Regions from separate parts of the Homo sapiens genome. Here region 1 is linked to region 2. A link is a loop called in an ENCODE intact Hi-C map of the cell type or tissue named here. Cell type or tissue: IMR-90. All regions are shown on one strand. Links, peaks and the distances in the headings refer to the core of each region. The heading gives the core; the rest is flanking DNA. Region 1 holds the start of PPIH (peptidylprolyl isomerase H). Region 2 holds the start of GUCA2B (guanylate cyclase activator 2B).

The links. Hi-C counts contacts between places; a loop is a spot of excess contacts. Peaks named below come from ENCODE experiments on the same cell type or tissue, not always from the same donor. Only the 100,000 strongest peaks of a DNase experiment are listed, where the experiment ranks them.
Region 1: a loop joins it to region 2, with 4 times the contacts of the local background. A loop is called at or near these places in 4 of 110 quality-filtered maps.

What each region holds. Positions count from the first base shown.
Region 1 is chr1:42,646,947-42,662,760 of GRCh38, reverse strand. It overlaps CCDC30 (coiled-coil domain containing 30), which reads right to left. Exons shown (of 21, transcript NM_001395517.1): 20 at 9,318-9,385; 21 at 5,571-8,943. The coding sequence ends at 8,733. PPIH (peptidylprolyl isomerase H) reads right to left here and starts at 4,338. Exons shown (of 10, transcript NM_006347.4): 1 at 4,249-4,338; 2 at 3,853-3,917; 3 at 3,510-3,533; 4 at 3,195-3,239; 5 at 1,857-1,899. The coding sequence starts at 4,314. All of the region lies in intron 1 of LOC124904162 (a long non-coding RNA gene), which reads left to right. In IMR-90, for the core only: a CTCF peak has its summit at 4,415; a DNase peak (open chromatin) is centred at 4,380; H3K4me3 peaks cover 1,554 bases; H3K27ac peaks cover 946 bases.
Region 2 is chr1:42,139,059-42,154,872 of GRCh38, reverse strand. It overlaps GUCA2B (guanylate cyclase activator 2B), which reads right to left and starts at 1,463. Exons shown (of 3, transcript NM_007102.3): 1 at 1,333-1,463; 2 at 7-193. The coding sequence starts at 1,422. In IMR-90, for the core only: a CTCF peak has its summit at 7,830 (motif pointing left); no DNase peak of the experiment used is centred there; H3K27me3 peaks cover 3,157 bases.

The DNA of each region.
Region 1 (15,814 bases), core at 1,731-6,730, 510 kb before region 2:
GGGTAATTCATTTGGTGATTTATTTTCTTCTTTGCACTTTTCTTTTGCAACCAAAATAATAAATACTATTAAAACCAAAAATAAATGAACAAACAAATATTCTTGGTCAAACTTTGGAAGGTCTCAAATTCTGATTTTTCTGACTCTTGCTCATTCCATTTTGCCTTCCCCAAGGAAGGTTCTAAGCAAGCTTTTTTTTTTTCCCTTTAGACAAGGTCTTGCTCTGTCGCCCAGGCTGGAGTGCAGTGGTATGAACATGGCTCACTGCAGCCTTGAATTGACCTCCTGGGCTCAAGGGATCCTCCTACCTCAGCCTACCAAGTACCTGGGACTACAGGCGCACACCACCAAAAATAAAAAAATAAAAAATAACTTTTCTTATTTTTGTAGAGACAGGGTCTTACTATGTTGCCAAGCTGTTCTCAAACTCCTGGGATCAAGCAATCCTCCCAGCATCCCAAGGTACTGGGATTACAGATGTGAGCCCTACCAGCAATTGCTTTTAACTCGGCCTTCAGACTGAGCAACTATTGTCTAACCCCAGAGTTATCGACAAGTGATCAGATGTGCCTGGGGCAAAGACTAGTAAAAAGCTATTCCTCTCCTTGTAAGGCAACAGGGAAGCCTAGGGGAAAAAAAAGGAAAGAAGGCAGAGGATAGCTTCTCAGCCCTTCTTACCAGCTAACAAACCCTACTACCATTATCTGTTTCCCGGGGCTGCAAACAAATGCCCACAGGAGCAGGCAACGTAAATAAGGGAAACAGTTGTGGAGACTGGTGAAATGGCAAAGATATGCCATGTCCAAAGGGACCAGTTCCTTGATTCCAACCAATTGTCACTGTCACTGCCACTGTGAGAAATGCAGGCCCAGCATACTTCCACTTTCCATTTTTTAAAGAGAAAAAAAAACTAGGATTTTTTTGTGCCATTTCACAGTTATACAACACCATGCAGATGAATCAAAACATAGGTAAAAACGTAATTCGGCCTAAAACCTGCCACTCTGCAACCCTGTATTGCATAGGAAAGGAAAGAGGTCTTAAAAACTCATGAGATTCAGACTAAATAAACACATAAAAGAGAACACATGTCTCCCAGATCCAAGAAAACAGCAACACAACTAACCAAATGATATTAATAAGAGTAAAGAAAGACCATTCAGAAGTGGGGGGTAAGGACAAAAGCAGGTTTAAGAAAGAAAAAATGTAGTTTATCCCACACCCTCCAAGGTTGGGGTGGGGAGGGAGGCTTCATATGGGGGACAAAAACAGTCTACTTACAAGAAAGCTATGGTTAGCAAAAAAGAACTATTTCACTGGGCTCTCTCAGTGAATAGAGCAAAATTCCTCCAGAACTATCTACCTCTCTTGCTCTGATTCCTTGCCCACAAATCAACTTCTTATGAAAAACTCAGCTTTCCAGGCACTGTGACACCCAGAAGTAAAAGAGAAAATGAAACAAGCATTTAGCCCACTAGAAGGAGACTTACCTCCATTCAGAAAAAAACAAAAACCACAGCTGATTTCTGACTAAGTTTCATATGACTAATTAGTGTGAACCTATCATAGATCATCTATAGGTATTCTTAAAAAGTCCAATTTCTGGCTCAAAAAGGCTGAGATTTGGACCATGGAATTTAATGCCTCAATCAAAGTGCTAAAGTCGGTTATCTACAGTCAGTCGTACCCAGCCACTTTCAAGAACTTCCCCATCACCATTCTCTCCAACACCCACATCAAACCTGGCTATTGTTCTCAAGCCTGAAGACTGGGTCTCTGTAGTAAAAACAGCAATTGCAACAATAACAACAAAAACTAAAACTACGGGTCTTTGATAGGAAAGGAATAGTACTTACATTAACAAAATCTCCACCCTGAATCATGAAATCCTTTATGACCCTGAAACAGAGAGCAAAGAATACTGAGAAGATTTTATGGTTTAGAAAAACATAGATGTTGTTATTATTGTATTAGATTAACGTTGATTTCAAAATACACTATCACTTTGGCTATTATAAAATCATTACTCTTAGCTGGGTGCGGTAGCTCACGCCTGTAATCCCAGCAGTTTGGGAGGCCGAGGCAGGCAGATCACATGAGGCCAGGAGTTTGAGACCAGCCTGGCCAACATGGCAAAACCCCGTCTCTACTAAAAATACAAAAATTAGCCGAGCGTGGTGGCACATGCCTGTAGTCCTGGCTACTCGGGAGGCTGAGGCAGAAGAATTGCTTGAACCCAGGAGGCGGAGGTTGCAGTGAGCCAAGATCATGCCACTGCACTTTAGCCTGGGCGACAGAGTGGGACTCTGTCTCAAAAAAACAAAACAAAACAAAAAAAACCTGAAGATTATTCTTTTCCTGAATGATTAAGCTGAAAGGATAATTAACCATAAAAAAGGATTTTCGTTATAAATTAGGGCATGTTAGAGTTGATCAAGTGCATGATCTGGTACCTGAACAGTAATAAGAAGAAGGGGCTGAAAGCTTACTTGCCAAAGCAAAAGGCAGAGCAAGGGTTTGATGTAAATTTGGGGGAAAGAACTACAGAGAATTTATGTGAAATGTACTGCTAAACATGTAAGGGCTTAACAACTGTTAGCTATTACCCCTAGGGAGGGTCCTTAACCTTTCTTATCCTCAGTTTCCTCCTCTGTAGAATGCAGATCACCCATACCACTTCACAGGAGTCTTACTGGGGATTAGAGACCCAAAGCTCTAAAGCTGTGATATAATTATGTGCTAACATTGTTACTAACCACAGTGAGGCCATGAGAAAGATTCTATATTGAAATGAGACTAAGTGTTGACATACTCCACTCCCCAGGAAATATGATTATCCTTGGACAATCATATATGATCATTTTAGGAATTAGTTATAAATATCAACCAGCAGGATATATTATATGCACTTTAGGATTACAAGTGTACTTTTTAAAAAATCTGCATTCGCACAAACAAGTGCATGAAAAAGACAAGATATTGTAAAGATGAGTAGTTTCTGTTTTAAAGACCTAAGAAGTGGGGGAGTGTAAGTAGAGTTAGAACATTTAATAAATCTTCAGTTGTTGAGTCCACAAAAACATTTCTTCTCAAGAAATGTAAGAATTACCCTCTGGTTTTATTTTCCTCTAAAGAGCCTAATCCCCCAGGAAATATTTCTGAAAGACTCCAGGATGGCTTGCCAAGAGCCTTACCTGTGGAAGGTGCTTCCTTTGTATCCTATTGGAACCCCATCTTTCCTATAACCGAAAAGAAAGAGACTTGGAGTGACAGCAGGTAGCACAAGGCCTTTCCAGTTTACCATGCACTGGAGCCAAAAGGACTCTCCTAAAGATGGTTGACAGACATAAAGAAGGCAAATAAACTAGGGACAGACCCTTGGGGCATTACCTTCTATCACTGTCACCAGCAATCATTCAAGGCCAGCAGGTGGTTCACCGATACCCTCACTGCAGCCCCAGAACACCCCTCTGGAGCAGGCAAAGAAGTCAAACACATCTGAAACTGACCTGAATTCTCCGGTGCAGAACTGCCTGAAAGGGACAAAAAATGAATGATTCAATCACTATGATGTCACAGTCGTGAGCGCCTCTAAATACGGGAAAGAATAAACACTGGAGCCAGCAAGTCCACCAATCGGCCAGCCAGACGTCCAGACACGCAGTCACACAGACTAACAACGTAAATTAACACGGGAACAATCCAAACGGCAACCAGACAGAGCAATGCATGGAGGAATCAGGTCTCAAGAGCAGTGAGCGGACGGACAGAGGTAGACAGGCTATTTCAGGCGGCTGACTGGAGCCCGACTTCTGCCTCAGCTAATCCAGCGGAGCTGGAGCACGTCCTTACCTAAAGTTCTCGGCCGTCTTAGGCACAACGTCTGCAAAGAGCTCGATCTTCATGCGGCCAACTTCCTGCAATCAGCGGGAGAGTGTCAGAAGGCCCAGTCCAAGACCATGAGGGCTTCACGGAGCAGGGGGCATGATGGGCTGACCCACCACCCTGCCGCTCGGTATCTCCCACCTCCGCCTCCCTAGTCTAACCGCCCAGTTCCTCCAGAAGCGGGGCGCTAGGATTGGGGAGACTCCTCCTCCTCCTTTCCCCCCGCCCGGCAGGTCGGTAGGTTCGGGTGCAATTTCACTTTCTGGCTGGCTTCCCGAGTCCGCTCTCTCTGGGTGAGTTCTGCCTGCCTAGCCCCGAGCAGTTTCCCTTCGGCGCAGGTGTGGGCAGCCTCCTGGATCTCACCTGACCGCCAATACTGACATCAAAGAACACCACGGGGTTAACAGGACTTGAATTTGCCACCGCCATGGCTCCGACCCGGAAGCAGAAGTCGGGAGCGTGGGATTCCGGCGAACCTAAAGCCCGGTCCGCGGATTTCGTCCGGGGAGCAGGCGCGGTAGACGTGGAGCGAGACCAGGCTCCGCCCCCGGAAGCTGTCGCCCCGTGCGGTGTGTGCTGAGACTGCTAGGGTCTAGCTGAGAGACTCTGCCTGGCACTGGGGACGCGGGAGTGAGGAGGAGGAAAGCCTTGACATCTTTTTGGTTAAGGTCAATGGTCACCCCACTCACGTGGCTGTACTAAGGGCAGTACAAGTTGATCTTGCTCTAGCTAGGACTTTTGGACTAGGCAGTCGCCAGGGTCCTCCTTATCGGCTCTTGCAGCCAAGCCCTCTGCACCGCCACACGTGCTGTCTGTCTTCTGCCCGCTAGTGTGAACACCGTGAAGGCAGGAACTCTGGTTTGTTCATCCTCAGCGTTTAGAACAGCTTGGCACGTACAGGCTTGCTAAGTAAATATCCCTTCCTCTAAGTCAGGACAATAGATAATGTTTGTTCTGCCACAAAAGCTACCAGTTTTGTCATTTCCAATTCATTTCCCATAAAGCAACTAGAGTTTTTTATTTTTTATTTTTAAAATAACTCTTGTGCTTCCTATTTATTTTAAAAATAACTCCTGGCTTCCCATATTTAGAATAAAATCCAATTCCGTGCATACGAAGCCCTACAGTGCATTTATCTGGCTATCACGTACCTGACCTCATCTTGTACCACTTGCCCTTAGTTACTGTGCTCTGACCTGTCTGTTCCTCCAGGTCACTGAGATCCCTCCTCTCTTTAGGGCTTTGTAATAGCTGTTACTTCTGTCTGAAATATTCCTTCCAGAACTTAATGTGGGTTGGCGGGGGATTGTGGGGGTTGGTTGGGGTATGCGTGTGGGAAGTAATGCTCCTTGTAGTTCAGGGCTCACCCCAGATGTTACCTCCTGAGAGGCAACATTAGACCTAATCTAAAGTAGCCCTTGGTCATTCAGATCACTGGTTTGTTTTCTTCATGCCACCCCCACTTCCACATTATCTTCGTATGGTATGTGTCTACACCTCATTTCCTGCCACACACACATAATCTTCCTCCCTGATAGCATATAAACTCCATGAAAGTAGAGACTCTCCTGGTCCTATTCGCAGCTGTAGCTGCAATGTCGCCTACTGAATAGCATATAGTAGGTATTCAATAAATAATAGATGCAATGAATTTAGTGAAAGAAGGGGACCTTGGGCAAGGCTCATTCAATATAACAGCATGCATTTAATAAAATAGTTATTATTTCCTAGTTCCTATGATCATCTTTCTAGCTCTGTTGTCTGAGAAAGCAAGGATTACATATAAAAATACAGTGTGTCTCAATGTAAAGGGTCATTTTTATTTCTGGTTACTGATCCTCTCCTCTTGGTCTCCTCCAACTGAAAAAGAAGAAAGGGGAGGAGGGGGAAAAGGAACAGCAGCAGTCACGCTTCAGTATAATTTTATACCAACTGTTTTAGAATAAATCTTTAAAATTGATAATATCCAATGTTGATGAGGTTGTGAAAAAAATAGTACATTGATAAACCTCTAGTGAAAATAAATGATGATAGCATTTATTAAGCAGTTACTACGTGCTAAATACTTTACATGCTTCATTTCATTTGGTCCTCACAACCCTATGGGATAGAGAACTATTATTGTTCCCATTTTAGGAATCAAGAAATTGAGGCTCAAGGAGGTTGAGTAACTTGACTATGAAAACAGTATGTTGACACACTTTTTATTTATTTTATTATTTATGTATTTATTATTATTATTTTTTGAGACAGAGTCTCACTTTTTGCCCAGGCTGGAGTACAGTGGAGTGGTCTCAGCTCACTGAAACTTCTACCTCTTGGGTTCAGGTGATTCTCGAGCCTCAGCCTCCCGCATAGCAGGGACTACAGGTGTGCACCACCATACCCGGCTAATTTTTGTATTTTTAGTAGAGACAGGGCTTTGCCATGTTGGCCTGGCTGGTCTTGAACTCCTGGCCTCAAGTGATCCACCTGCCTCGGCCTCCCAAAATGCTGGGATTATAGGCGTGAGCCACCGCACCTGGTCAGGCAGAACCCTTTTTTAAAGCAAAGGAAGTGATGTCCTAGAGCAATATTAACATTTATATCCTTTGACTCAGTCCAATCTTGCGAATTTGTTTTCTGGAGTAATTCAAAAGAAGAAAAGAACTACATGCACAAAGACCTTCAACACAGCATAATCTTAAATAGTAACAAAGTAAAACCAGGCCTGGCATAGAGGCTCATCCTATAATCCTATCACCTAGGAGGCTTAGGTGGGAGGATCACTTGAGCCCAGAAATTTGAGACCAGCTTGAACAATAGAGTGAGAGTGAGACCTCGTCTTTACAAAAAGTACAAAAATGAGCCAGGCATGGTAGCACATGCCTGTACTTGGGAGAGGCTGAGGAGAGAGGATCACTTAAGCATGGGAGGTTGAGGCTGCATGAGCAGTAATCAAACCACTGCACTCCAGCCTGGGTTACAAAGTGAGACCCTGTCTCAAAAAAAAAAAAAAAAAAAAAAAAGTAAAAACAGCTTAAATGCCAAACAAGAGAACGTTTAATTTATAGAACATCCACATCCTCAGAGATACTGAGCAGTACTGTTCCACCCTGATAGATGAAATGGATGTGAATGTTGCTGATCTTTTCTGAAGAAGCAGTCCCACTACACTAAAGATGAGCTGGAGACTGTTCACCTACTTTGTACTCCTGTTTGGAAATATTTAGGGGTAGTTTCTGTGTAATGGGGTTTATGTGAACTCTCTTCTCATACCCCCTCCCCCAGGAAAAGCTCTTGGTATTTTCCTATCCACTTTTATTTTATTTTATTTTATTTATTTTTTCGAGATGGAGTCTTGCTCTGTCACCCAGGCTGGAGTGCACTGGTGCAGTCTCGGCTCACTGCAACCTCTGCCTCTCGGGTTCAAGTGATTCTCCTGCCTCAGCCTCCCCAGTAGCTGGGACTACAGGCGCGCGCACTACCACACCTGGCTAATTGTTTTTGTATTTTTGTTAGAGACGGGGTTTCCCTAAGTTGGCCAAGCTGGTCTCGAACTCCTGACCTCAGGTGATCTGCCCACCTCGGCCTCCCAAAGTGCTGGGATCACAGGTGTAAGCCACCACGCCCAACCTCCTATCCACTTTTAAATAATGTATTGCTCTAAATCTTCTTCATTAAACATTTAAAACTTTTCCCATAAAAATAATTATAGAACATCAACATGATTGAATATCATATGGCGATTGAAAATGTTTCCATGGTATATACAGTAAATTAAAAATCAAACTGTGAAAATGAATATACAATATTATAATAACCACTTAGAATATATGTACTTGAATTAGGACCAAAAGGGAATAACTGTAAAATAAAATTAGTTGTGTTAAGACTGTGGTATTGGTGTAATCCCAGCACTTTGGGAGGCTGAGGTGGGTGGATCACCTGAGGTCAGGAGTTCAAGACCAGCATGGCCAACATGGTGAAACCTTGTCTCTACTAAAAATACAAAAATTAGCTGGGCATGGTGGCGGGCACCTATAATCCCAGCTACTTGGGAGGCTGAGGCAGGAGAATTGGTTGAACCTGGGAGGCAGAGGTTGCAGTGAGCGGAGATCATGCCACTGCACTTCAGCCTGGGTGACAGAGTAAGAGACTCCGTCTCAAAAAAAAAAAAAAAAGCTTATGGTATTATAGGAGGGTTTTTGTTTTTGTTTTTTGCTTTTTTTGAGACGGAGTCTCACTCTGTCACCCAGGCTGGAGTGCAGTGGTGCTATCGCAGGTTCACGCCATTCTCCTGCCTCAGCCTTCTGAGTAGCTGGGACTACAGGCACCCGCCACCACACTCGGTTAATTTTTTTGTATTTTTAGTAGAGACAGGGTTTCACCGTGTTAGCCAGGATGGTCTCGATCTCCTGACCTCGTGATCCACCCACCTCAGCCTCCCAAAGTGCTGGGATTATAGGCGTGAGCCACCACGCCCAGCATAGGAGGGTTTTTTTAAAAACAAAATTTGCTTTAATGTGACTGTATTGTTTTTACTGTTAAAAAATAAATCAGAAAAGATACCCATGATAATGGGAAAGAATGTTGAATTAACCCTACATGTGCTCTGCTGAAGAGAAACCTAAATAAATCATTGAACTAAAGTCAATATTTTGGTCAATACAAGGCATCTGAGGATATCAAACAAACTTGAGAAATCCATTTTTACAACTGCTTTAATGAATTTATCAGCAGTTTTGAAGACTCTTGGGTGATATCCATTTGGGATCTGTGGTAACTCTTCTCAATGTCATGGTCCACCTTTTGTCCAGGCTTTAAATTACCACTTTTGTTCAGTATAGCTTTAGGCACCAGTGATTTTATAGTTCTGACTTTTGGTCTTGTTCTTGTATACCATGTGTCTCCTTCAGAGAAGCCACATTTATGTATCCAGCCTCAGAATTCTGTGAACACACAAGATTCTCAGGAGACTTTTCAGGGGACTTTGAACTTGCCATTGCTTCTTTTGACTTGATCTCTTCAGTCTCTTGAAGACTTGCAAATGACTCTACCAAACCTTTTCCTGAAAAACTAAGAAATGCCATATGTGAGGACATCATGTACATAGAGTTTGTTGGTAGCAGTTCGGGGTTACAGGGATACAGGCATTGATAGAATTTCAATTTTTTGCAACTGTTACACAAAGCCAAATAAAATTTACCTTAAACCTATGTTCATATTTTATTTCCTACCTTAAGTCAGGATTCTGTGGGGTTTAGAGTTGAAGGAGTGGCAAGGGGAGGAATTGGAAGAAGATTCAAATAATTCATGTAGAGAAAATGACCCCAGAAAGCTATGCCTTCTCAAGCCAGCAATCCAGGACTAGTTAGGCAGCCATGACTCTCAGGCATGGCTGACAGTCCATCTCAGATAGACTTGACTTTATTTGTCTTGACTTTACTAACCTGGAGTTTGATAAAGGCAATATTTCATTCACTACTTCGGATTCAAGGATGTCACTAATTGTTGTTTCCTAAAAGGAAAGAAAGGATGAATGTGAAAAGTTATAATGATAAACCATTAGCTATATGATCCTAGAAAAAAATATATATATAATAGATACAATACCTGCACATAGTACAAACAATGAAAAACATAAAAGGGTACAGAATGAAAAGCTGGTTGCCCTCTCTCTCTCTATATATATAACCTATCTATATTTATCTATAGACGATCTATCTATATCTGTCTATCTAGTTTTACACACATGGTACTATACATACTATCTTCACCTTGCTTCTTTTGTTATATAAATTTTGGAGATATTGCAGAAAATTTTATTTTTAAAATAACTGCTTTGTTGAGAAGTAATTCACATACTATAAAGTTTTCCCTTTTAACGGGTTCAATTCAGTGCTTTCTAATGTACTCACACACTTATGCAACCATCACCACTGTCTAATTCCAGAATATTTTCATCACCCCCCAAAAAAGCCCATACCCAGGAGCAGTCTACTCCCCATTTATTCCTCCCCCAAATCCTTGGCAATCACTAATATACTTTCTGTCTTTATGGATTTCCTTATTCTGGATGTTTCATATAAATAGAATCATACAATATGTGGCCTTTTATGTCTGCCTTCTTTAAAATATTATCATGTTTTCAAGCTTCATTATGTTAGAGTAAGTATCAATAGTTTATGTCTTTTATGGCTGAATAATATTCCAGTGTTTGGATAAAACACATTTTGTTTATCCATTCATCAGGGGATGGAGAGTGGGTTGTTTTCACTTTTTAGTTATTATGAATAATGCTGCTATGAATATTTATCTACAAGTTTCTGGTAGGACATATATTTTTATTTCTCTTGGATATTGTGATGGTCAGAAAGTTTTTTCAAATTTTTATTTATACTATTGAATATTGACAAATTATAAGTGCCTATACTTACGGTGTACAAAGTGATGCTATGATATATAATATGGAATGATTGAATTGAGGTAATTAACATATCCATCACCTCAAATACTTACTCCTCCGGTCTAACTGAAACATTGCACCTTTGGCCAACATCTCCCCATTGCCTCCTCACCCCTCAGCCTCTGGTAACCAGCATTTTGCTCTATGCTTACATGTGTTCAATTGTTTTAGATTCCACATTTAAGTGAGAAGATGTGGTATTTGTTTTTCTGTGCCAGGCTTTTTTCACTTAGCATAATATCCTCCAGGTTCACCAATGTTGTTGCCAATGACAGAATTTCCCTCCTTTTTAAGGTTAAATAGTATTGTATCATATATATATACCACATTTTCACACACCATAGTGTATATCACATACTGACTTCAAATCCTTTGGATGTATACCCAGAAGTAAGATTGCTGGATCATATGGTAGTTCTATTTTCACTTTGTTGGGGAAACTCCACAGTTTTCCATAATTGCTGTACTAATTTATATTCCAAACAACAGTGTACAAGGTTTCCCTTTTCTCCACATCCTTGCCAACACATTATCTTTCATATTTTTGGTTTGTTGAGATAGGGTGTTGCTCTGTCACCCAGGCTGGAGTGCAGTAGCATGAACATAGTTCACTGCAGCCTTGACCTCCTGGGCTTAAGGAATCCTCACACCTCAGCCTCCTGAGAAGCTACAACCACAGGTGCACACCACCACACCCAACTAATTAAAACAAAAAAAATTTTTTTTTGTAGATACAGGGTCTTGCTGTGTTGCCCAGGCTGGTCTGGAACTCCTGACCTCAAGCAATCTTTCCACCTCAGCCTCCCAAACTGCTGGGATTACAGGTTTGGGCTACCATGCCTGGCCCTTATCTTTCATCTTTTTGATAACAGTCATTTTGACAGGTGTGAGGTGATATCCCATTGTGGTTTTAATGTGCATTTCCATAACGATTCATGATGTTGAGCTTTTTTTTTTTCATATATCTGTTGTCCATTTGTATGTCTTTTTTTGAGAAATGTCTATTCAGGCCCTTTGCCTACTTTTTAATTGGGTTGTGTTCTTGCTATTGAGTTGAGATCCTTATATATTTTGGATATTAATCCCTTATCAGATGTGTAGCTTACAGATATTTTCTCCCAATCCATAGGTTGCCTCTTCACTCTGTTAATTGTTTCTTTTGCTGTGCAGAAGCTTTTTAGTTTGATATAATCCCATCCCATTTGTATATGTTTGTTTTTGTTCCCTGAGCTTTTCGTGTCACATTGGAAAAATTGTTGTCCAGGTCAATATCATGTAGTTTTTCCCCTATGTAGTGTTCTTCTAGTAGTTTTACAATTTCAGGTCTTGTCTTTAAGTCTTTAATCCATTTGGAGTTGATTTTTTAATGTGGTGTTAGGTAACGGTCCACTTTCATTCTTCTGCACATAGATATCCAGTTTTCTCAATACCGTTTTGTTGAAGGGACTGTCCTTTTCTCAATGTCATTTTCATCCTTTGTCAAAAAATTAACTGACTGTAGGCCAGGTGTGGTGTCTGACACCTATAATCCCAGCATTTTGGGAGGCCAAGGCAGAAGCATTGCTTAAGCCCAGGAGTTTGAGACCAGCCTGGGCAACATGACAAGACCCCATCGCTACAAAAAATTTAAAGAATTAGCTGAGTGTGATGGCGTGCACCTATGGTTCCAGCTACTTGGAAGGCTGAGGTGGGAGGATTGCTTGAGCCCAGGAAGTTGAGGCTGCAGTGAGCTGTGATTGCCACTGCTCTCCAGCCTGGGCAGCAGAAAAAGAAAAATCAATTTTAAATGTGTGGGTTTGTTTTTAAGCTCTCTATGCTGTTTCATTTTGTCAATGTGTCTGTTTTAATGCCAGTCCCATGTTGTTTTAATTACTGTAGTTCTGTTATACACACACACACACACACACACACACACACACACACACACACATATATATTTTTTTAGACAGGGTCTTGTTCTGTTACCCAGGCTGGAGTGCAGTGGCACAATCATGGCTCACTGCAACCTCTACCACCTGGGCTCAAGCAATCCTCTTGCCTCAGCCTCCCAAGTAGCTGAGATTACTATGCCCAGCTAATTTTTTACTTTTTTGTAGAGATAGGGTTTTGCAATGTTGGTCTTGAACTCCTGGGTACAAGCTGGTCTCAAACTCCTGGGCCCAAGCAATCTGCCCCCCTCAGCCTCCCACAGTGCTGGGATTACAAGCCTGAGCCACCGTGCCCAACCTGTAATATAGTTTGAAATCAGGTAGTATGAGGCCTCCAGCTTTGTTCTTTCTGCTGAATATTGCCTTGGCTATTTGGGGGTTTTGTAGTTCCACATGAATTTTAGGACTGTTTTTTCTATTTCTACGAAAAATGACATTGGAATTTTGATAGGTATTGCACTGAACCTATAGATTGCTTTGGGTGGTATGGGCATTTTAGCAATATTAATTCTTTCGATTCATGAACATTAATATCTTTTCATTTATCGTATTTTCTTCAATTTATTTCATCAAAGTTTTGTAGTTTTAAGTATACGGATCTTTCACCTCTTTGGTTAAATTTATTCCTGAGTAGTTTATTTCTTTTGAAGTTATTGTAAATGGTATTATTTTCTTTATTTCTTTTTTGGATAATGTGTTATTGGTGTATAGAAGCACTACTGATTTTGGTGTGTTGATTTTGGTGTGTTGATTTTGTATCCTTCAACTTTACTATATTTGCTTCTTAGTTCTAACAGTTTTTAGGGATTTCTATATATAAGATCATGTCAACAAGTAGACACAATTTCAGTTTCCTTTCCTATTTGGATGCCTTTTATTTCTTTCTCTTGCCTAATTGCTCTGGCAAAGATTTCCAGTATATATGAAATAGAAGTGGTGAGCGTGGGCATCCTTGTCTTGTTCTTGATCTTTGAGAAAAAGCTTCCAACTTTTCTCCATTGAGTATAATGTTAGCTGTGGGCTTGTCATATATGGCCTTTATTGTATTGAGGTACATTCCTCCTAAACCTAATCTTTTGAGAGTTTTTATCATGAAAGGATTTGAATTTTGTCAGATGCTTTTTCTGTATGTAATAAGATGATCATATGGTTTTTGTCCTTCATTCTATTAATGTGGTGTATCATGTTTATTGATTTGCATATGTTGAGCCATCCTTGTATTCCTGGGACAAATCTCACTTGATCATGGTGAATGATCTTTTTATAGTCTTGCCTGGTTTTGGCATCTGGGTAATGCTGGCCTCATTTAATGAGTTTGTTAGTATTCCCTCCTCTTTATTTTTTTTGAAGAGTTTGAGTAAGATTGGTATTCCTTCTTTAAATATTTGGTGGACTTCAGGAGTGAATCCAGCAGGTTCTGATCTTTTCTTTGATGGAAGACTTTTTATTATGGCTTTGATCATATGATTCATTATTCGTTTGTTGAAGTTTTCTATTTCTTCATGGTTCAATCTTGGTAGGTTGTATGTTTCTAGAAATTTATCCATTTCTTCTAGGTTTTCCTATTTGTTGGCATATGGTTATTCATAATAGTCTCTAATGATTCTTTGTATTTCTGAGATCTCAGTTGTTATGTCTCCTTTTTCATTTCTGATTTATTTATTTGGGTCTTCTCTCTTTTTTTCTTAGTTTGTCCAGCTAAAGATTTGTTGATTTTGTTTATCTTAAAAAAAAACCCAACTTTTTGTTTCATTGATCTTCTATATTGTTCTTTTAATCTCAATTTCATTTATTTCTGCTCTAATCTTTTTTGTTTGTTTGTTTTGTTTTGAGACAGAGTCTTGCTCTGTCACCCAGGCTGGAGAGCAGTGGCGTGATCTCGGCTCACTGCAACCTCCACCTCCCAAGTTCAAGTGATTCTGCTGCCTCAGCCTCCCAAGTAGCTGGGATTACAGGTGCATGCCACCACGCCCAGCTAATTTTTTGTATTTTTAGTAGAGACAGGGTTTCACTGTGTTAACCAGGATGGTCTCAATCTCCTGACCTTGTGATCCGCCTGCCTTGGCCTCCCAAAGTGCTGGGATTATAGGTGTGAGCCACTGCGCCCGGCCTGCTCTAATCTTTATTATTTCTTTCCTTGTATCAATTTTGGGTTTGGTTTGTTCTTGCTTTTCTAGTTTCTTGAGGTGCATCTTCAGGTTATTTGAAGTCTTTCCACTTTTTTGATATAGGTGTTTGTTGTTATAAACTTCCCTCTTAAGGCCAGGCATGGTGGCTTATGCCTATAATCCCAGCACTTTCGGAGGCTGAGGCGGGTGGATCACCTGAGGTCGGGAGTTCCAGACCAGCCTGACCAACATGGAGAAACCCCGTCTCTACTAAAAATACAAAATTAGCCAGGCATGGTGGCACATGCCTGTAATCCCAGCTACTCAGGAGGCTGAGGCAGGAGAATCGCTTGAACCCGGGAAGCAGAGGTTGCAGTGAGCCAAGATTGCGCCATTGCACTCCAACCTGGGCAACAAGAGTGAAATTCCATCTAAAAACAAACAAACAACAACAAAAAACTCCCCTCTTAATATTGCTTTTATCATATCCCATAGATTTTGTATTCCCATTTCCATTTGTTTCAAGATATTTTAAAATTTCCATCTTAATTTCTTAATTAACCCATTGGTCATTTGGGAATATGTTGTTTTATTTCCATGTGTTTGTGTAGTTTCCAAGGTTTTTCCTGTTATTGATTTCTAGTTTCATTTCATTGTGTTCAAAGAAGATACTTGACACAATTTCTGTTTTTCAAATTTGTACTTGTTTTGTGGTCTAAGATATGGTCTATTCTGAAAAATGTTCTATGTGCTGATGAAAAGAATGTGTATTCTGCAACAGTGGGTATGTTCCATAAGTGTCAGTTAGATCTACTAGGTCTAGTGTGTAGTTTAACTCCACTATTTGTTGATTTTCTGTTAGGATGATCTGTCCATTATGGAGAGTTGGGTGTTAAAGTCCCCACTATTATTAGGTTGCAGTCTATCTCACTTTAGGTCTATTAATGTTAGCCTTATATATTTGGGAGCTCTGGTGTTGGATGCATAGATATTTATAATTGTTATATTCTCTCGCTGAATTGGCCCTTTTATCATTATATAGGTTACCCCCCTTGTCGTTTTTAGTCTTTGACTTGTAGTCTAATTTATCTGATATGACTATAGCTAGTTCTGCTCCTCTTTGGTTTCCAGTTGCATGGAATATCTTTTCCCACTCCTTTTCAGTCTCTGTGTGTCTTTATAGATGAGATGGGTTTCTTGAGGGCAGTATATAGTTGGGTTTTATTTCTTTATCCATTCAGCTACTTGCTGACTTTTATTTTTTTGCATTGATTTTATTTATTTATTTTTTTGAGATGGAGTCTCACTCTGTCACCCAGGCTGGAGTGCAGTGGCTCAGTCTTGGCTCACTGCAACCTCTGCCTCCCAGGTTCAAGTGATTCTCCTTCCTCAGCCTCCTGAGTAACTGGGATTACAAGCACATACCACCACGCCCAGCTAATTTT
Region 2 (15,814 bases), core at 5,401-10,400:
ACTTACTCAGGGTCTTGAAGATGCTGGAAGCCTCCTGCGAGGCGCAGACAGGCTGAAGGTCCTGAGGCAGAGCAGGGTGGTGGCACACGGCGGGCAGGAGGCTCTGGGCCTGCAGGCGGGGGCTGGGTGCCCACTGTGCCTCCAGGTCACTCAGCTTCTTCATGGATTCCAGCTGGACCCGGAAGCCTTGGTACTACAGACAGGGGAGAGGAGATAGGAGCAGGTCAAGACCTGGTCCAGGGGCAGGCACTGCCATGACACCCAGGGTTGCTCAAACCCTGCAGATCCTCCAGAGCCTTCCCCGTCTCTATGGGAAGTCCAGGGCCACACTGGAAAGAGCCGCTGCGGTGAGAGGTGTGAGGAAGAAGCAGCGGGGCTGTGGAGCACAGTGGTTCGAGGCTTTAGAGACAGACAAGCCCTGGTTCAAATCCCACCTCTGCCCATGACCGGCTGCCTGTCTGTTCCCCACTCAGCCTCAGTTCCCTCATCTGACATCTCCCGTGGGGGCCTGGTACCAGGGCACAATCACTAACTGAGTACGCCTGCCTGAGCTCACATGGCAGAGTGATGGCAGCCCCAAGTAGCTGGTCTCTGAGGCCAGGGCTGTTGGGGAGGCCAAGTCTCCTGCACCCCTCTCTGGGACCCACTTTGTTCTTCCCAAGGAGACCATGCCCAGAGTCAGGGATGTGACACCCAGGGCCACAGACGTCTCTGCTATGCTGGGCGAGGCCAGCAGCATCCCCTGTGACGTGGCAGACAGGCCCTGCTGTGACGACTACTGCCACTCTCCCATGCCCCCTGGAAGGGCACTGGAACCCCCATAGTCTTCTATCTGGTCTTTGCACATGCTGTGCCCCTTGGCCTGGAACAGTTTCCCCATCATCTGTGTCTGGCAACCTCCTGTTCATCTTGCAATGCCAGCTCAAGGGTTACTTCTCAGGAAAATTTTTCTGGAGCCTGTCCTCCTCCACCTACATGTGGGTGAATATACGGAACTGTGGGAGCATAACAGGGTGTCTCCTTCCCTTTCTGGCCTCCTCCCATGCAAGGAGGAGCCTTCTGTTCCACACCCTGACCTCTGTGACCAGCACGGGCCTTTGAGGGGAGCAGCGCTGAATCAGTTTGGTGTTGTCATTGCCATCATCACTGCCATCAACATCTGGCTGCCCCCACCCACCAGCTGCCTTGGTCTCTGGGCTGTGATGGGTGTTGGGCTGAGCCCCGGGCCCCGTGCTCCCCCGGTGCCCCTCTGAATTCCCAGTACACCCTCTCCAGCCTAGCCTCCCACCATGGGGCCCTTCAGGCAAAGGGAACGCTGGCCAAGGGACTCACCTGGATGTAGACTGACTGTGTGCTCTGCAGCAGCAGCAGGAGGACCACGGCCACTCCTGGCAGGAGCCCTGATGCAGCCCTGCAGCCCATCGCGCTCCCTGGGTTCCCCCTGCCGCTGTCCACCGTCTCCCATCTGTGTCCCTGCCTAGCACCTCCTTATAGGTCAGGCTCAGGAGTCCTGGTCACTCATTAACTGGCCAGCTGGGGTGGGGTTGACAGCTAGCTGGCTCTCTGACAAGCCGGGGCTGGTTCCTAGGAAGGGGGTTGGGGGCGAGGAGGGCAGGAGCCCAGAGTCTATGGGAACACAGTGCTTGAACACCGAGTGCCTGCCATGTGCCGGGCTCTCCATGGGGGCCTTGGAGCACACCATCATTCACTCCTCAAGACACCTGTGTGGGTGTGATGACGGGGAGGCCATTTTACAGACAGGAAAAGTGAGGCTCAGGAGGGAGGGTGGCTTTCCCCAGGTCACGGAGCTAGTTAATGTCAGAGAAGGGGCTCCAGCCAGGTGTCCTTGGCCCAGGTCAGCCCATGGTCCTTTCTCTGGGGGAAGGATACAGACAGAGAGGCTGGTCCAGGGCAAAGTGGGCAGACACTGCTGATTTCAGGGTTCTCAAGACCCCACTCCCCCAAGACCCACATCTCTCTCACTCCCTCTCCTCAGTGCTATTTAACGACTATCTTTCAGACCAGTCCTGGCCCCACGTTTTGAACCTGCCTCTGCTTGCCATCTCCCACCTGTGCCTGGGTGCTTCAGGCCATGTTTGACCCATCTCACCTGTCTGTGCTTTCAGAAGCCAATAGCCTAATCCAGCATGGAGGAAAAGGCAGTAGTGTTGGAGGCAGATTGACCCGCATTCAAATCCTAGTCCTGCTGCAGCTGTGTGATTTAGGATACGTCACATCAATTCTAATGGAATCTTAGTTTTCTCTTCCATCAAATGGGCATGATACAACCCCTCTCGTAAGGTTGCTGTGAGGGCCCCGGCCCACCTGAGGTTGCCCTTATCTCCTGGGTAATGCATCCATAGCAGCCCCTGAATCTTACAGTTGCCTTCTAGGCAATGCATAACCTACTGCCCCAGTGGTTGAAGGTTGGGTCAGAGAGAAGAGGGCAAAGTCTCTAAGGGTGATATCACCACTGCCATACCAGGCAGCTGTAAACAGTGCGTGTGCCAGGGCTCAGCTCTGCCAGGCACAGACTCTGGCATGTGGCAGGCTCCCCTGACATTGAGCCTGAACGTTGGATTGAAGCCCTGATAGCTCACCTTGGCATTTAAGATGCCACTCCCAAAAGTGGCTAAAATCTGATGTCATCGTGCTTCCCCATACCAACCCTATTTGCACAGGTCTAATCCCATCTCATGTCTTTGCCTACTCATTCCACCTGCCTGAAATGCCATCTTCCTTTTTCTTATCTCAGACTGAAATGAAGAAGAAGCTCAAGTGAACTTTGGAATTTCTTATGTATTGCTTTGAATCCAGACTTCAGCCTTTGCTCTTTAGAGTCTATGGAAATGAAGGGAATCTTACATGCCCTCTAATCTGTAAAATGAAAACAACCATCTGGGAATAATAGCTCTCATTTCTTGAATACTGTGCACAAAGCTATGTTATAGTCGTAATCCCATTGAATCCTAAAGGATAGGCATAATGGTTATTCCCATTTTACAGATGAGTAACCTGAGGCCCAATGAAGCACCATGTTTGTTGTCACTGTGGGAGCAAGAGGGGTAAGCAGATTTTCTACCTGGAATTCTTGCCTTTGCTCAGCCTGTGGTGTTATAGAAAAAGGAACTGAGGACTTAGAGATGAGGAGAGCTGGGTTCAAACCCGAATGACAGCACTTACCAGCTGTGTGATCTTTGGTACATTACTTAGCTTCTCTGAGCCTCCGCTTCTTCATCAGTAAAGTAGAGAAAATAGTAATAATAATTTTTAAAAAGACCTCATAGTGGTTGTTGTAAGGAAAAACTGAACGATACCTGTCCCAGGAGAGCCTGTGACTCTCCCTAAAACCAACCATTTCCCCAGCATGTGCCTGGCTTATGGGGGATGCGTCATGAAGGGGGGTTTCCCTGCCTCTCCTTATGTAACTCCCATGACAAGCCCCATCTCTCAATCTATAGCAGGACCAGTGCTGCTTTCTGACATGCACAGGCTGAACTCAATGCTGGGCTGGAATGTCCATACTTGGGTCTGATCAACTGTAGGACCTTGGACAAGCGACGACCTCTGTGATCTCAGTTTCTCATTTGTAAAAATAATGTGACGTCTCCAGTGTTTGAGGTTGTTATGAGGCTGCTTGATACCTAAATCTATGGTCTTTCCACGAGAGGAAGCTCATCTCCCTTGACCCCCACATCAATGGGACATAGCGGTAGGGTCTGGGGGCCCCTTGGCCATGGTGTCTGTCCTTTCCTCGCCCTGTGGCTCCTCCAGCCAGGGCCCGTCATGTGTCAGTCTTCCCTGGGAACCAGGTATGACTTCCCTATCTGCCTAACATGACTCAAGTTTATTTGTCAAACCCACCTCCTCCTAATCTCTTTCTAAATGACCCACCATCCATCACAACCAACTTGGCCACAGACGCAAATCCTTGACGCTACCCCTGGCCAGCCCATGTGCATTGACGTGGTATTATCAGGGCACTTCCTTCTTTAGGGATGTGGGAAGTGACTGTCACAAGAGCCTGGAGTTCACCCTGTGTGGAAGCCTCAATCACAGATGTGGGGTGGGTGACAGTTTGCCCATGTGCATTTGGGCAGCTCCGCTCTCTACCCTGGCCTCGCTGCTCAGTGCCCACTGCTATGGTGCCCAGAGCCCAGGGCTCTCCCTGCCCCAAACTGCTCAGTTCCCCACAGCATTTGTCATAGCTGACCACTCCATCTTTCTTGGAGTAAAGTGCTTTCACCATTTGACTCCTGGGACTCTCCACATTTTCTGCCAATCTCTCTGGCTCCATATTCTCAGCTTCCTTCCTTGGTTTTTCCTTCTCTTCCTGACCTCTAGGTGTTAGAGTGCCCAGGGGGCACCAAGGCTGTCTTTGGACGTCTTTCTTCCTGTCTGTAATCACCCCCTTGGCGATTTATCCCATCACAAGGGCTTTAATACCATCAACACTCTGTTTACTCCATAGCCTGGCCTTTCTTCTCAATCCCAAACTCATTTATCTACCGGCCTCCTCAGTTCCTCTCATACCGGTTGATAGTACTACCATTCACCCAGTTGTCAAGTCAAAAATCTGGGAGTCATCCTTGATGTCTCTTTTTTATTTGCCAAATTAAATTCACTAGCAAATCCAGTTGGCTCTACCTTCAAGATATTTCTGGATTCCACCCGTTTCTCATCATCTCCACTGCTATGATCAAGGTTCAAGCTATCATCACAGGTTGAATGGATTATTGCAATAGCCTTATATTAGGCAGGGTTCTCCAGATAAGCAGAACATACACACACACACACCCACACACAGATACAGAACACACACACACACATACATCCTATATAGAGATATATATTTCTTACTAGAAAGTCTACTGATTGTAAATGTTAATCACACTGAAAAAAATCTTACTTCAGAGAGCTTCTCCCACCACTCCTAACTCTTTTAACTTGCTTTCTCGTAGCACCTGTCATACATATCCATCTAAAGTTTTGCATCTTTCTGTCTCCTAGAATGTAAGTTCTATTACAGTAAAGAATTTGTTTTGTTCTCCTGAAACAATACCTGGCACGTCTATCCTATTGGATAGATCTATCTATGTGTCATCTAACTAAATTTATTTTAAAGAACTGGCTCACATGACTGCTGAGCTGGTAAGTCTGAAATCTGTAGGGAAGTTTGGCAGGCTGGAAATTCAAATTAGATTTGATATTGCAGTCTTGACTCTGAAATCTGCAGGGCAGGCTAGCAGGTGAGAAACTTAGGGTTCCTATGTTGCAGTCATTGAGGCAAAATGCTTCTTCCTGAAGAAAGCCTTTATTTTATTTTATTTTATTTTTGAGATGGAGTCTCGTTCTGTCACCCATGCTGGAGTGCAGTGGTGTGATCTCGGCTCACTGTAACCTCCGCCTCCCGGGTTCAAGCAATTCTCCTGCCTCATCCTCCTGAGTAGCTGGGATTACAGGCACCCGCCACCATGCCCAGCTAATTTTTGTATTTTTAGTAGAGATGGGGCTTTGCCATGTTGGCCAAGCTGGTCTCGAACTCCTGACCTCAGGTGATCCACGCGCCTTGGCCTCCCAAGGTCTTTTCTCTTAAGGCTTTCAACTGATTGGATAGGAAGCCCACCTACCATTTATGAAGGGTCATCTGCTTAATCAAAGTCTACTGATTATAAATGTTTATCACATAAAAATTATTTTCACAGCAACATCTAGACTGGTGTTTTATCAAACAGCTGGGCATCATGACCTGGCCAAGGTGACACATAAAATTAACCATCGCAAGCATCCATACAGATCTCCCTGGACCTTCTCCAGGCCTTTCTCCATGTAGCAGCCAGAGGAATCCTATTAAATTCTGAGTCAGATCATCATGTCTCTCCCCCGCTCACACCTACTAGTGGCTTTCCACTTCACTCAGAGGAAAACCCAAAGGCTTCTGCCTACAAGGACCATTTGGCATCCCATCTTTATCTTTGACCTCAACTCCAAAAACTCTGCCCTTCACTCTCTGAGTTTCAGCCACCCTAGCTTCCTTGAGGTCCCCCAAACACACGAAGATTATTTACCTTTAGGTCTTTGCTCTTCACCCCTCTCTTCATGCAGGTCTCTGCTCAAATGCCACTGCCTCAGAGATCTTTCTTGATCTTCCTCCCTCAGAGAGTTTCCCCATCACTCCTAATTCTCTTCTTTCTCATAGCACCTGTCATATATACACATCTCATTTCTTGCATCTTTCTATTAGAGTAAGGAATTTGCCAGTTTTATTCTCCCAAAACAATACCTGGCACATAATTGGTGCTCAACAAATACTGGATGAATTGAATAAATGGATATGATTCAAGTACCTATTCCACCAAGCACTAGATATTTAGCCTTTGGCCATTTCCTATTTCTCTGAGCCTTAATCACCTCATCTAGCATCTTGCTGGCATGTGGTAGGTGTTCAAAAAATGTATGTTATTATTGTTTTCATAGTTGTGAAATCACTTGTTTACTGAGAAACAGAATGCTTTTTGTGTTTTGTGTGCATAGAAGCCCCTAGGGCATTCGATTGTTTAATCAAAAATGATTAACTTACAGCCTATTATGTACTAGCATGGGATACAGCACTTAACAAAACAGACAAACCACTGCCCACAGGGCAGTTTGGTGACTTGGATAGGGAGGTGGGAATAGAGATGATGAGAAAGGGTTGGATTCTAGAGATTCTCTGAAGCCAGAGGCCTCAGATTTTGTGTGCTTGGATGGAAAGAGTGAATGAAGAGAGCAGTCCAGGACAACTCTATGGTGGCCCCAAGTCAATTGGTGCTGCCATTTACTGAGATGAGAAATGGGAAGGAACATGTCAGGTGAGTCTATCAAGAGCTGGGTCTGGACACATTAAGCTTGAGATGCCTGTTTGAGATGTGAGTAAAGGAGTGGGCCACAGATATAGATAGCGTGGTCATCAAGTGTATCTGGTGCTCAGAGACCTGAAACTGGATTGAGAGAGTGACAGGACGGAGAGGAAAGGTCCCAGGGCTGAGCTCTAGGGCACTGTAATACCTGGAGATGAGGCAGAGAAGGAGGAACCAGCAGAGTGGATGGCGGGGAAGGAACAGTTGATGAAGAACAAAAAGAGACTTGCGTCTTTGAAGCCCAATGAAGAAAGGGCTTCAGGAGCAAGAACATGCTCACTTGGTCAAATGTGGTTAGCTCTAGTAAAATGAAGACAGAGAATTGTCCTTGGATTTGGCTATATGGAAGTCACTGCTGACCTTGATAAGACCAATTCTAACAGTGGGGAGGATGAAAACCCGATTGGAATGAGTTCAAGAAAAGATAGGAGGATGGAAAGTGGACCCAATGCCCTTAACTATCACTTTACATCAAAGCATAAAACAGAGAGATGAAAAATTTAAGGAAGGATCAACACATGAACAGTTGATCTGGAAGACTCTGTAGGGAGAGTTGTATAAACCAAGATGTGATAGAATTCCCAGAAGCCCTCCAGATGAATTTGGTTTTTCCCCGGAGAGGTGGGTGATCTAACGAGTGGTTCTATTTTTGCTATGGTCACCAGGAAACTCAGAACCAAACTTTGCTCCAACATCAGTGACTGTACTAAAGCTCATTCAATCTGTGTCTTCCCCTTTGACTTACTTTCCCAGTCTACCCATATTGTACTGACCTTGTTACATAAGCATGTGCGCGGACACACACACACACACACACACACACGCACACACACCCGTCAGGTTTGTTTACAGGAATGCTTCCAAGGTGTAACACCTTTCTGGCCTGGGGTTGGGTAACAGGTATTTAACACAAATGTGAATCAGGGCTGCCCCCTGGTGATGGCAGGGAAGACTGCAGACGGGGAATGAGTCCTAATCCATTTCCCTGAGGCACCACCTTGAGAGTTAATGGGGTGAGCAGTCATTTCTGCGCTTTGCTTTGAGGGGTAACGGAGAGCCTCCCTGTCCCCGTGTCTGCGCCTGGGGGTCCTACCAGCATGACCGTGACAGTCAGCATCAGCGATGCGCCTTGGGGGTGCGGGGAGGGGAGGTGGTGTGCAGGGTCGTTACCGAAAAGCTCCTGCTAATGCCCGAGTCCTGGGGTTTGCAGAGAGGAGATGCGGAGGTGAACAGTGGGGCTGAGGGGAGGAGAGGAGGAAGTTCAGGCCCCAAGTGGGACCTGCATTGAAGTCGGGTCTTGGGGGCAGCCAAGGGCAGAGGGAGAACTACAAGGAGGACACGGGGCCCCCAGAGACCAGCTTCGCCCTAGTGTTCTGTGAGGAGGAGAGGTGCATGGCTCTGACCCGGCTTTCTCGCCCATGGCCACACGGCAGGTGTGAAAGGTGTGTGTGTGTGTGGTGGGGGTGGGGGTTGTATCTGTGTGTGAGCATGTGTGTACATGCCCCAAGCCCTGGTGAGAATGTGCGTGGGAACATGTGTATCCAGGTGTGCTTTTCGTGTCCGCGCGTGTCCACATGTGAGAGTGATTGTGTATATTCGTGTGTACTTGTGAGTGCTCTCGTGTGTGTAGGGGAGCGTGTTGTGTGTCCTTGTGTGTGAGGATCGTGTGCTGGTGTGTGGGAGTATGTGTATATGGGAGTGCTTTCTGTGTCTGTGTGTGTATCTGCATGTGAGAGTATGGGCATGTGTGTGTGAGCCTGTGTCAGCCTGTGTGCGTGGATGTGTGTGTGTGAGTGGCATATGGGAGCGTGTGCGAGTGGTTTTTGCTGTGTGTGTGAGTGTGTCTGTGACCGTGCGGATGTGAGGCTGTGTGGTGTGTGGGTGGGCTGGGAGGGAGGCCATATGTGCTGGGCAGTGCAGAAGGGCTGATGGGGGCAGGGATCCCATCTGACTCGGCGGCCCTGTGATCTGGCCGGGCGGGAGGTGAGGAGAGGTCTCTGCGTGCAGAGGTGGGGGCCGACTCGGGGAGGCGGGCCCGGGCGCAGCTGCCTGGAAACTGGGAATTCACGGAGGACCCGGAGCGCGCCTAGCCCACACCGTCCGCGCCAGCAGGATCGCCCTTCCTCAACTCCCTGTCTCGCCCAGCAGCCGGCCGGGCGCTGGGGCTTTGGAGTCAGGTACAGCAGAGGTCCACACGAATGAGGGGTCTTGGACAAGTTGTTCTCTTCTCTGAGTGTCTGTGCCCTGCACTGTGAGACGTGAATGACACCTCTGCCTTGAAATGGGTCAGTGAGGAGGGTGGAACGAAGGCGCAGTAGTGCCAGGAAGTGCTTGCTGGGAATCTGTGGTCTCAAGGCTGCAAAAGTGTGAACATGCGGGTTCCTCACACAGCCCCAGGAAGCATGGAACTTCCCCCTTTTTACAGAGAGAACCCTAAAGCGCAGGGAGGGCTACTAACCTGCTTCTGAGGGGCAGGCCACCTTGGCTGTCTCTAGCACCACACACCGGGCCTGTGTGGGTGGTCAGCAGATACAAAGCCCTCCTCACGTTTGAGATCCTCCAGAGGTATCCCCTCGTCCCCTCCAGCCTGGAACGTCCCTTCCAGGGGTTAAAGAAAACAATTGAGTGTTCATCTCCCACGAACACTGCCCCATGGAAGGCCCTGGATTCCTGGAATCCTGATCTCAAAGAAGTGGCACAGAAGATGGTCCAGGAGGCCAGTCCACCCCCCGCCCCCGCAGGAATAACAATGACCTGAGGGCATGTAATACAGTTAGGTGCCATTTTCCGTTCAGCCATCAAATATTTATTGGGTTCCAAGTCCCTGTAGGGCACCAGGGCTCAGAAATGGATACGTTCATCCCTGCCTGCAAAGGGTCTGTGGTTGAAGAGGACAGATGAGGACCGCGCCACGTGGCAGATGCACAGATAAGGACAATGCCCACGTAGCAAATGGGGGAGCCGAGGAGGTGGTGGGAATCCAGAAGGGGCACCATCTCCAGCCAGGAAGTGGGGGAGCTGTTGAGCAGAACCCTCCAGCCCTTTGCTGACATCTGCCTGGGCTGCCTCCCTCTGCCCTCTGCAAACATCATGTTTCCAGGAAGCCCGCCCAGACCACAGCCTTTCCTACTTTCCCCTTCTGGGGAATTCCTGCAGCCTTGGGCCCCCACCATGGAATTGAACATCTGCTGTCTTTATTGCTTCTGTTTTTGGTGCAAGGGACCCACCTCCACAGTTAGACTGCATCCTCTAGAGAGTACAGCCTCAATTGCACATTCCTCAGAGACCTCTCCTTCCTCCAGGGCCCCAGTGCCTAAGTGGCCCTGCCCAAGATCAGGATGCACCGCATCTCTGCTGATGTTCAAGTCTGGGGGTTCTTTGTTTGCAGCACCCGGGCTGAGCTGCAGAGGAGATCCTAACTGCTGAGTCAGGGGCCCCGATTTGCCAAGCAGGATTGAGTTTCATTAAGTGGGGATGAAATACAAATCCCCCACCGCATTCATGGGATTGATGTCCAAGACGCAGCTGCCATTTGTGTTTTCAAATTTGCAGTTAGGGATCATTGTGAAACTTGATTGCTCTGTCTTGGGGATTTTCTTAAAGTCCAACTCCACAATAAAGCCAATCAGATGGAACCATCAAATGTCAAATAGGAGCTAATGAACCATTCACAGGCTTGGGAAAGAAATCAGGCAATCTCTTATTTCAGGATTATCCCTTCCAAATATTGAATCTGAACTGTAAGCAGAATTTTCTATAATTGCATCCCCCTCCTCACGGGTGTGGGGATCATTGGCATTCACTTCATGTCTCTGTTTTCTGGAGAGAGGCTTGACAAGCCGACCCGTGGCTTTCCAGAGACTCACGTTCCTGGGGGCATCGTTCTGAGAGGGAGGCAGGGCAGAGGTTGCTGGGATTCCTTCTCTCCACGGGCTGGGCATGCCCAGAGCTTGCTGGCAGCCTCCACAGGAGGTGGGAGAGGGAAGTCTGAGGCCGGGGAGGGGGATCCCCTCACATATGTCCCACCGGGTACTTGGGTGTGGCCTCAGGAGGGGAGGTGGAGTCCAGGAACAATGTAATGTGTCTAGTCTCTATCTCTCTCTCTGCTGCGTTAACTCTGCAACGACAAGCATCTTTGCAGCAACTTAGTGTAGACTAATGCCTGAGCACATGTGCTATTTTTTGGTGCCTCTTTGACACATCTGGCAGGTGATTCGGGTTATGATGAAGGGTTTGCCATCACTTCTGCCTGCGGCAGTGCTGTGATGCAGAAAAATCTTACTCTGATCCTCATTCCTTTAGGAACTTAGGGTAGCACCAGGTGGGTCACTCCCTGCAGCAGAGATGGCTGATTGTCCATCAAAGTTGATCTGCCCTTCCAAACTAAACAGTTGTGGCTGGAAAGCAGCTGTCTGGCTGGGGACTTGAAGGTAGGCTTAGTCATGTGACTGGTTTTCATCAGCAGAATGTGAGAGGAAGTGATGTGTGCCACTTGTAGCTCAAGGCTCTTAAGAGGCCACGTGCCTCCTCCATTCTTATTTTCCCCTTTTATTGAGTGGTTTCCTGTGATGACAAGGCTCCTCAGGTGGCAGGAGCCAGGGTTCCTGAATCAACATATTTGGGCTGGAGATCGTGGTAGACAGAGTGCATTAAATGCTTCTGCATCTCACTTCTCCTTGTATCTGTGTCTATTGTCATGTGGACTTGGAGCCCTTCCCATAAAGCTGGAGTACACTGGCCAAAGCAATGGCGTATGTTCTCCATTGCAATAAAATGAGGCAGAAGCAATGGTGTGTCATTTCCAAGGCTAAGTCACAAAAAATCCTGCATGTTTCTGCCTGTTTGTTGCATCTCTGCCATCTCCACAGGAACATTCCTGACTGTTCTGCTGGAGATGGAAAGACACAGGATGGAGCCAAGTCACTCCAGTTGTGCAGCTCAGCTCAGCCTTTAGCCAGCAACCCAAGGCATGGGAGTGGGTGCAGGGAGATCAGCAGAGTATCTAGCCAAGCCCTATCTGACCCTGGATGCCTGAGCAATAAATACGATTGTGTGTGCCACTGAAACTTTATGGTTGTTTGTTACATGGCATTAGGACAATAGATGACTGATACAGCAGTTTACCGACCAGGAATGAATCCATGCCTCAGACTGTTAGGTGCGAGATATTTGCACTGTGACTGAAGGGTTGTATATTTCGGAGTGGATTTGTAATAGCAGTTTCTTACCCTGGTTCACGTGCCCCACAACTACTCCCTCATTGCTTCAGGATGGAGGGACCACAAAAATCTGGCCCCTGAATGCCGTCTGGCTCCATCTGGCACGTCTCTCCCCTTTTCTTTCTACATCCTAGTTGCATTGGATTTCTTTTAAGCCCCTGAATGCCCAAGAAGTCTCCATCATTACGATCTCATTCTCTTTCCCCTGCTTAGAATGCCCCCTCGCCACATAACACAGCTAGCTCTCTGCTGAACGTCCCTCCTTCCAGCAAGCTTACCCCAATGCTAGGAGGAGGTCAGCCCCCAAATAATATGGTCCCAAATCCCTCTGCACTTCCCAGTGGCACTCAGCTCCTTTGAGATTCCTAGCCCAGGTATGCCTTCTCCATTGCAAGGCAGGATCCCTGTCCGATGTGCTCATGGTGTGTCTCTCCCATTGGGCACAAACCCGGCACACTGTGCATGCTCAGTGAGTATTTCTTGAATAAATGGGCTGGTGTAGGTGACATTTTCCAGAGTAGAGTTACTCAGCTTTTTCAGTGGAACACCTCTGAGCTTACGAGGACTCATTGGGTACCTGGTTGTCCTCCAAATACATTGTCCAGTTGCATGTTCATGCCCCTCCCACCTTCCCCCTGAGCTCAAGTGGCCACGTAGAGCGTGGTATGGACTCTGCAGCCTGCCTGCCTGGAACCAGATCCTGGCTCTACTCCTTACTGATTGTGACACTTTGGACAAGGTTTTGAATGCCTCTCCATCTATAAAATGGGGATTTAGGAGGGTGTCCATCTCATAGCCCTGTTTCTCATGGGGCTGCTCTGAGAAATAAATCAGTTAATATATGTAAAGCACATACACAAAACCTCATGTAGTAAAAGCTATAAAAGTATAAGCTAGTACTATTCAAGGTTAAGGACTAGATAGTATTCATTTTTGTATCCCCCCAAATGCTTAACCCAGTGCTGGCAAAAAGAATGTGGTCAGGCCAGGCATGGTGGCTCACACCTGTAATCCCAGAACTTTAGGAGGCCGAGGTGTGTGGATCACGAGATCAGGAGTTCAAGACCATCCTGGCCAAGATGGTGAAACCCCGTCTCTACTGAAAATACAAAAATAGCCGGGTGTTGTGGTGGGTGCCTGTAGTCCCAGCTACTCGGAAGGCTGAGGCAGAGAATTGCTTGAACCCGGGAGGCAGAGGTTGCAGTGTGCCGAGATCGTGCCACTGCACTCCAGCCTGGGCGACAGAGCGAGACTTGGTCTCAAAAAAAAAAAAAGAAAGAAAGAAAAAAGAATGTGGTCAATAAATGTTTTATTTTTTTATCTTCTTTTGCAGTCCAGAAGCCTTTTTTATTTAATACCTATTATGACATGAAGCATAGGGAATAGGTTCCAGCAGCCCAGACCCCATTCCACTGGCTCTCACAAAGTGTGCTTCCCTGGGTGGAGCAGGCTGGCGCTTCGTTAAACACAGGTATCTTATTCTTTGCCTTCCTTCTTTTTCTAATCATTTTCCTTCATGCATTTCTGGTGCCTAATATGCTCAATATGCACATTAATTCTCTGGTCCTTAACTTGTTTGTTTACAACAATGCTAACAGCGTACTGGGGGACACTGTAGACTTTCTGGTTTTGCCATGGTAACATTTTTGGGGCATTCCCATTTTTTAACAGTGCGTATTCCCTTGATGTCTACAGTATCACAATTTTTTGTAGAGTCACATGTATGTGGCCAAAGGAACAACTCCATGTTTTCTTTCTTTCCTTTTTTTTTTTGGAGTTGGAGTCTCACTCTGTCACCCAGGCTGGAGTGCAGTGGCGCAATCTCTGCTCACTGCAATCTCTGCCTTCCGGGTTCACGCCGTTCTTCCGCCTCAGCCTCCCGAGTAGCTGGGACTACAGGCGCCCACCATCACAGCCAGCTAATTTTTTCGTATTTTTACTAGAGATGGGGTTTCACCATGTTAGCCAGGATGGTCTCGATCTCCTGACCTCGTGATCTGCCCGCCTTGGCTTCCCAAAATGCTGGGATTACAGGAGTGAGCCACCGCGCCCGCCAAACTGCATGTTTTCTAAAAGGCCTGGAGAACATGGCAGATGTCCCTGCACCTTCCTTTTGTGTTCTCTGGTGTGTTTGTAATTCCACACCTGGACGAGTGGACAAGCAAAGCCCTGAGGCAGCAGCCCCATGTGATTCTAGGAGTGGCCCATTCCACTCATGGGCCCACTCTTTCCTGGAGGACAGTCACTGCGGACTGATGGTTTCCAGCATGTGTTTGGGCCAGAGGAACTTAGTTTCAGTTCTAGCTTAGCCACTCCCTAACCATGCTGGCTCTCAGTTTCCTCACCTGTAAAATGGGGATAATGATTGTACCTTCTTCTTAGGGTTGTTTTAGTGGGTAAATGAGGTAAGCATTCAGCCCAGGACTGGCATAAGAAATAAACAGATACTTATTAAACATAAAACAAAGTAAAGAAGACTGTCCAGGTATTTTGCCCCAAGGTGATATATTTGTTTTGCGTGGAAATCTGTAGTGTGAAGTAACAATACCAAGGTAACACTTACATAGCACTTACTAAGTGCCAGACATGGTTCCAAGAGCTTTAACTCTATTAACTAATTCCTTCCTCAGCCCTATGATGCGGGTATTATTATCTATTATCATCTTCATTCTACAGATGAGGAAACTGAGGCACAGAGAGGTCTCACTTAGAAATTTCCTGGGAGGCTCCATTTGGATGCAGGTTGCTCAGCAAGGGGGCAGGTTGGTTTGGGATGAGAGAACTCACTGTTATCATCTGGTGGAGCATCCTAGTATATACCCCAACATCTGGGAAACCACCTCCCAATAAGGTGAATATTCTTTTTTAAATTAAAAGTTAAGAACTCCTATTCTTCAAAAGATGCTATTAAGAGAATGAGAAGACAAGCAACAGAATGGGAGAAAATATTTTGCTAATCACATAGCTGATAAAACAATTAGGTCCAGAATGCATGAACAACTCTTAAAAGGCAATAACAAGAAAACAATAATCACACTAAAAAAAAATGAGCAAAAGATTTGAGCAGACACTTCGACAAAGAAGATAAATGGATGACAAATAAGCACATGGAAGGCACATCAATCCTCATGGTCTTAATGCAAATTAAAACCATACTGAGATACTGCACACCCACTAGAATATTAAAATTAAAAAGTCCGACTACGCTCTACACTGAGAGCTGGCAAGAATGTGGAGCATCTGGAACTCTCATACAATGCTGATAGAACATCAAATGGAACAACCACCTTGGGAAACAGTTTAGCAATTCCTTAAAAAGTTAAATTTAGACCTACCTTATGATCCTAGCCATTTCTAGATAAATCCTCCTAGGTTTCTCTCCAGGAGAAATGGAAGGACATGTCCACACAAAGACTGGTGCATGAATGTTCACAGCCACTTTATTTGTAATAGCCCATCAAGTAAATGGATAAACAAATTTTGGTATATCCATACGATGGAATACTACTCAGTAATAAAAGAGAACATGCAATAACATGGATGAAACTCAAAATAGTTATGCTGAATGAAAAAAGCCAGGCAAAAAATGAGTAGATGTCTGATTTTATTTATATAAAATTATGTAAAATGCAAACCAACCCATACTGAGTGTATTAGTCTGTTCTCACACTGCTAATAAAAGCATACTCGAGACTG